Regions from separate parts of the Homo sapiens genome. Here region 1 is linked to region 2. Evidence: read pairs that join two places in POLR2A ChIA-PET (ENCODE). Cell type or tissue: GM12878. All regions are shown on one strand. Each heading gives the region's core, and the rest is flanking DNA. Links, peaks and the distances in the headings are about the cores only.

Evidence for each region. ChIA-PET counts read pairs that join two places held together with the same protein. Peaks named below come from ENCODE experiments on the same cell type or tissue, not always from the same donor. Only the 100,000 strongest peaks of a DNase experiment are listed, where the experiment ranks them.
Region 1: POLR2A ChIA-PET joins it to region 2 with 14 read pairs; 21 of 35 experiments call an interaction of 5 or more read pairs at or near these places.

The regions. Positions count from the first base shown.
Region 1 is chr16:11,250,921-11,253,832 of GRCh38, reverse strand. All of the region lies in intron 1 of LOC105371082 (a long non-coding RNA gene), which reads right to left. Among named protein-coding and RNA genes, the nearest start is that of SOCS1, 3.8 kb to the left of the region's middle. RefSeq lists an enhancer at 2,150-2,229. In GM12878, for the core only: no CTCF peak of the experiment used is centred there; a DNase peak (open chromatin) is centred at 1,620; H3K4me3 peaks cover 1,231 bases; H3K27ac peaks cover 568 bases.
Region 2 is chr16:11,111,808-11,114,719 of GRCh38, reverse strand. The region is part of intron 19 of CLEC16A (C-type lectin domain containing 16A); the gene reads right to left. Among named protein-coding and RNA genes, the nearest start is that of SOCS1, 140 kb to the left of the region's middle. RefSeq lists an enhancer at 1,394-1,688 and a silencer at 1,394-1,688. In GM12878, for the core only: no CTCF peak of the experiment used is centred there; a DNase peak (open chromatin) is centred at 1,569; H3K27ac peaks cover 1,606 bases.

The sequences.
Region 1 (2,912 bases), core at 328-2,827, 140 kb before region 2:
CTGGGTCTAGCTTCCTTCTTCTCACCCTGCTCTGTCTTGTGTACTTTTTGGTGAACACACAACTTGGAGCCAGAAGGAGACTGTGTGGTCTGTGGTGGCGGGAGGGTGCTGCTGGCGGCTAGGGCAATTCCCCTTGCCTCCCTGGGCCTCCACCTTTCTAAGGGCAACTTTCTGCGCATCATAGAGGAGGTGGATGTTTTCAGGAGCCAGGGAAGGGAAGAGTGGCTCCAGGACGTTTGTGGGGCTGGCCCACAGCACCAGAAAGTGTCCAGGACCTGGGTTTCTGGCAACTTCTGTGTCTTTGGCCAGCCTGACACATGGGCCATGGTGGTAACTTGAGGGTTGTACTCAACACATGGTGAACTGAGTCATTTTCAGATTTAGGGTTAAGCAGCCTGGTGGACACGTCATACTTCATCTTTAGAAGATAGAGTGGCCCTCTTCAGCCTTGGAGACACATATAATAGTGTTCTAATGCTTAATAATACTTTTCAGACTTGAAAGTACAACATAAAATTAACTTGATGGTCAGAGAGTCAGAGCAGCCCAGGCCTGTCTTGGGGATTAAGTAGGCTCCAGGACTTTAAGGATGGCCAGAAGAGATTTAGGATCTCAGAGAGCTTTGGCAATTTCATCCCTTAATAAGGTGAAGTGGGAGGGAAGGAGGTGATGTCTTGTCTCTATCTCCAAAAATCTTGCTTTTTCTTTTCTTTTCTTTTCTTTTCTTTTCTTTTTTTTTTTTTGCCACACCCCTGCCCTTTCTTCTCTGCTGTGGATTAATTAAGTCCTGTCCTTGTTCTTTCCTGTCTGTTGCCTGCTGTGGGCAGTGTCTGGAGAAACAGAAATCCAAGATGGCAATGCTTGGGGATCTGGTTGTAATACTAGTATACTCACAGACCCTTAGTGACCACTCAGTGGCTGTGCTGGCCCCATTTTACAGATGGGAAAACGGGCTCCAAGAGGCAAAGCAGGACCACAACAAGGGGTGGAGCCAGGTTTTGCAAACCCACTCAGGACTTTTTCAGAGGCTGGGTACCACTAGGCAACCGGAGGACCTAACCGCTGCAGTAATAATAGCAGCTGCTCATATTTCTATGTAGCATTGTCTGTGCAGGAACTGCTCCCAGGTCCCGCATCACCTGTGTAAAACATTGAACTCACACCCAGCCTTCCGATGTAGGGACTGTGAACATCCCCGTTTTACAGATGGGAAAACAGGTCCTCCTCAAAAGAGGGGTCAGCTAGCAGGTAGCTTGCAATATGTTACAGTTTTTTTTCCTCCTTTGAAAAAAGTATGAAAATCGTATTTTCCTTACGCAAGTGTTGGGTATCCAAACCCATTCCCCTTGCAGAACTTGAAGCAGAACAGCTAAGAGTAAAGGCCCCCTCTGATCACACTTCCCAGAGCTGGCCCCTTCCTCCCTTTATGAGTCACTTAAATCCATACTAACATAGGTACAGTGACCTAAAGCCCTGGGAGCTGCACCCCACGTCCCGTGTGACAAAGTGTGTGCAGGCATCACTGAAGGGGGAAAAGGCTGTGTGTGTGTGTGTGTGTGTGTGTGTGTTTGTGTGTGTGCGCGCGCACCAGCGCCATGTGGCTTCCCGGGTGGTGCAGATTCTGTCTCTCTCTCAAACCTCAGCTTCATGATTCAGCAGCGCTGACGTCAATTTACAAGAATGAAAAGTGAGAGGAGGGTTTGTGTGTGCAAGAGACTGAGTTGGGGGCCCAGGTGCAGTGGAGGTGTCCTCCCCACTGAGCGGGTGAGCCAGGGCAGTGTGGGGCGGGCACCATGGGAAAGGAGGCACTCTTTGGAATGACAAGGACTGTGTGTGGGTGTGGGGACAGCCTGTGACCAGCCTCCAAGCCACCCTTGAGCTGAAAACTCTGGCCCCCGTTTTCCAGATGAGGAAATGGAGGCTCAGACAAGTGCAGCCACCTACTCAAGGTCACACAGCTCGTAAGTGATGGCCAGGACTTGGACCAAATCCATCCCACTCTAAACAACAAGACAGGTTTCTTCTTCTTTTTTTTTTTAAGACAGAGTCTTGCTCTGTCACCTAGGCTGGAATGCAGTGGCGAGATCACAGGTCACTGCAGAATCAAACTCCTGGGTTCAAGCAATCCTCCCGCCTCAGCGCAGGGACTGAGTAGCTGGGACTACAGGTGTGAGCCACCACACCCATCTAATTTTCTTGTTTTTGGTAGAGAGGGGGCCTCGCTATGTTGCCCAGGCTGGTCTCAAACTCCTGGGTTCAAGCGATCCTCCCACCTCAGCCTCCCAGAGTGTTGGGATTACAGGCAGGAATCACTGTGCCCAGCGCAGGATGGGTTGCTTAAATAGTGGGAGAGGGGATGGGATAAGGGAGGAATCTGGTGAAAATGCATATTCCTAGGCCTCAGCCTACTTGATCCTCCCAACCTTATGAGTAGGTACTGTCATTATCCCAGGAAGCGGCGAACTGAGCCTCTTCTATGACATAATAGGTAGAAAGTGCTTAGCGCACAACTTAGCATGCAGTAGGCGCTAAATACATCTCTGAATGATGCGGTGCCAATAATGATAGTTGAGGTTAATATAGCAAACACTGACTGAGCACCTCCTACGTTACAGGCATTATCCTTTTCCTCCTCTTTTTCTTTTTCTTTCTTTCTTTTTTTTTTTTTTTTTTAAGAGATAGGGTCTCACTCTGTTACCCAGGCTGGAGTGGAGTGGTGTGATCACAGCTCCTGTAGCCTTGACCTGCTGGACTCAAGCGATCCTCCCACCTGAGCCTCCTGAGTAGCTGGGACTACAGGCATGCACCACCATGTCTGGCTAATTTATTTTTGCCAAGATGGGGTCTCCCTATGTTGTCTAGGCCAGTCTCCAACTCCTGGGCTCAAGTGATCCTCTCACCTCAGCCTCCCA
Region 2 (2,912 bases), core at 136-2,635:
CTGCTCCACACCCTGGCTGTGGAGCCCTGGGGGACACAGGCTAGTCACCTTGGGACTGCCATGGGGTCTTGGGTTGAGGAGAAATCCAGGAGAGAAATGCTGAATGGAATCCAACTCGGCCCACCCTCTAAAGCCTCTGCCTGCAGGCTTCATGCATGCATTTGGGAGCCAGCAGGAGTATGCTGAGTGCTAAGGTACCATGGGAAGGACTTGGTGGCAGACGGCTCTGTCGTGGTATGTGGCAGCCTCCCTGCCTGACACTCAGGAGTGGCCATGGCAAGGAGAGGCCAGTGCAGCTGACAGGTGACATGAGACTGCCTGGTCATCCATCCACCATCCCCAGATCTCACTGCCCATCGAATCTCCAATTCTACAGGGGTGGGGCTTAGGATTCTATTAAGAAAATTATCAGAAGACAATGATCAGATCAATTATCCCTATGATTTAAGAGGCCAAAGATACAGTAGTAAACGTGAAGGATTTGCATAGGCCATTCACAGATGAGGGGAAGGGGGCAGCCAGGAATGGGGATTGCCAATAAACACACACACACACACACACACACACACACACACACACACACACACACACGGCCATCCTCATGGGAAATCAGGAAACAACTCAAAATACCATCTTCTGCCCATAGGATTGGCAAGAATAAACATGTCTGATAACATCAGGTATAATGAGGATGCAGAGAAACTGGCATTTCTCAAAAGCTGCTAGTGGGAGAATAAATTAGCATAGCCGTTTTGAAGGACAAATTAGCATTATTTATTAAAACCGAAAGTTTCACATTCTATGACCTAGCAATTGGTATGTTCCCAAGAAAAACACTCACACGCGTGGGCTAAAAGACTGTGAAGAGTCAATTTTCCAGCAAGAAGGGAAAGCCTAACTAAAATGTGTTTATTCCTTCTGTGTAACACCAAGGAGCAATGACATGGAATGAATTCGCCTTCCAGAGAGTTCAAGAGAGCCAAGTCTCAAGAACATACGATGAGTAGAAAAAGAAGCTCCAAGGTGATTTTAGTTTCTTTTTCTTTCTGTTTTTTTTCTTTGAGACAGGGTCTCACTCTGTCACCCAGGCTGGAGTACAGGGGAGCGATCATGGCTTACTGCAGCCTCGGCCTCACAGGCTCGAGTGATCCTCTCACCTCAGGCTCCCAAGTTACTGGGACTAAAGGCATGCACCATCCATGCCCAGCTAATTCTTTATTTTTTGTAGAGATGGGGTTGTGCCATGTTGCCCAGGCTGGACTCGAACTGCTGGCTCAAGGGATCCTCCCACCTCAGCCTCCCAAAGTGCTGGAATTACAGGCCGATTTTAGTTTCTACACACTGCTCTGATTTTCTAAAGGGAAAATAGGTATGTTATTTGCACACTTAAAATTGAATAAAGAAATAAGTGAGTCTCTTTCCACAGCTTTACACAAAGGGACTCAGGTCTTTATGAGGCCCAGCCAGGGTTGGGGAGCAGCACTAGGCCAAGCTGCTGGCCAGCCGGGCTCTGCCTGATCATGCAGATGATAGACAATCACTGAGAACCAGGTGATGGCGTGAAGCCAAGAGCTCTCTGACAGCACCCTTGGGACATAGCTGTGGATGTTTCCAAGTGTGAGTTCTTCTCACAGTCACACCTGTGAGTTCAAGAGCTCTGGTGTCCAGTTCAGCTCACATGTGCACGTGCACAGTCTGGTGCCTACTGGGGCCAGGCTCTGTACTAGGCACTAAGTACCTATACTGAGAATGAGGCTTGGCCCCCACCAAGAGGAGTTCAGGGCCCAGGTGGAAGGCTAAGGACCATGAAAGGCTGTGCAGACCAAGCCTCCATTCTGGGGAGGAACCAGGCCCCACAGGCAAAAGGTAGGATGGCAGATGTCTCCATCTTACCCAGGACCCTGAAGGTATGGCATGCCTCCTAGCGGAACCTTGTTCCAAGGAAAGGTGACATAGCCCTCCTACTCCCAGGCACTACCTTTTATTTTTCTTTGGGGAGGGGAGAAAATTTGCTGCATGTCATATGTATGTGTGTGTGTATGTATGTATGTATGTATTGACTGAGATAGGTCTGTCACCCAGGCTGGACTGCAATGGTGCAATCATTGCTTACCGCAGCCTCAAACTCTTGCACCCAAGCGATCCTCCTGCCTCAGCCTTCTAAGTAGCTAGGACTACAGGTGTGCCATCATTCCTGGGTAATCTTTTTTTTTTTTTTTTTTTTGTAGAGATAGGATCTTGCTATGTTGTCCAGCCTGGTCTCAAACTCCTGGATCAAGTGGTCCTCCTGCCTTGGCCTCCCAAAGTGCTGGGATTATAGGTGTGAGCCACCACACCTGACCCATTCTATTTTATTTGAAAATATTAAACTTATCAACCACTTTCACTAGATAACACATTCCTAGGTTCCCATTTTAACAGGTATAAAACCTTTTTACAGTGGATAATAAGTGTCTCCTGTGCCCCTCTGCAGAGGCAACCACTGCACGGGCTCTTGTTGCCTGTCCACTGTGCATTTTCAAGCACTCATGGGGCTATGTTCTCCTCTCCATTTCCTTTCTTAAATGGTGGCATGCCACCCACACTGCCTACATTGTACTTTTGACACTTCCTGATGGCACATCGGCACTGAGACACTCCTTGTGATTTTTCATAGCTGCGTTCTCTCCCACGGTAGGGAGAACTCTACACCATTTAACAGCTCTCCAACTGGCAGACATTCGGAGTGTTTAGAAGCTTTTGCTACAACATTCAAAGGAACATTCTTATTCATACGCACATGCGAGAGTAAATTTATAGCAGCAAAGGAGAGCTTATGCTTAATTTTTCTAAAACATTTGTATTCTATTAAAATAAATTTCAGAAGGAAACTTCATATCATTACCATGAATGGAAAAACAGAATTACTTACA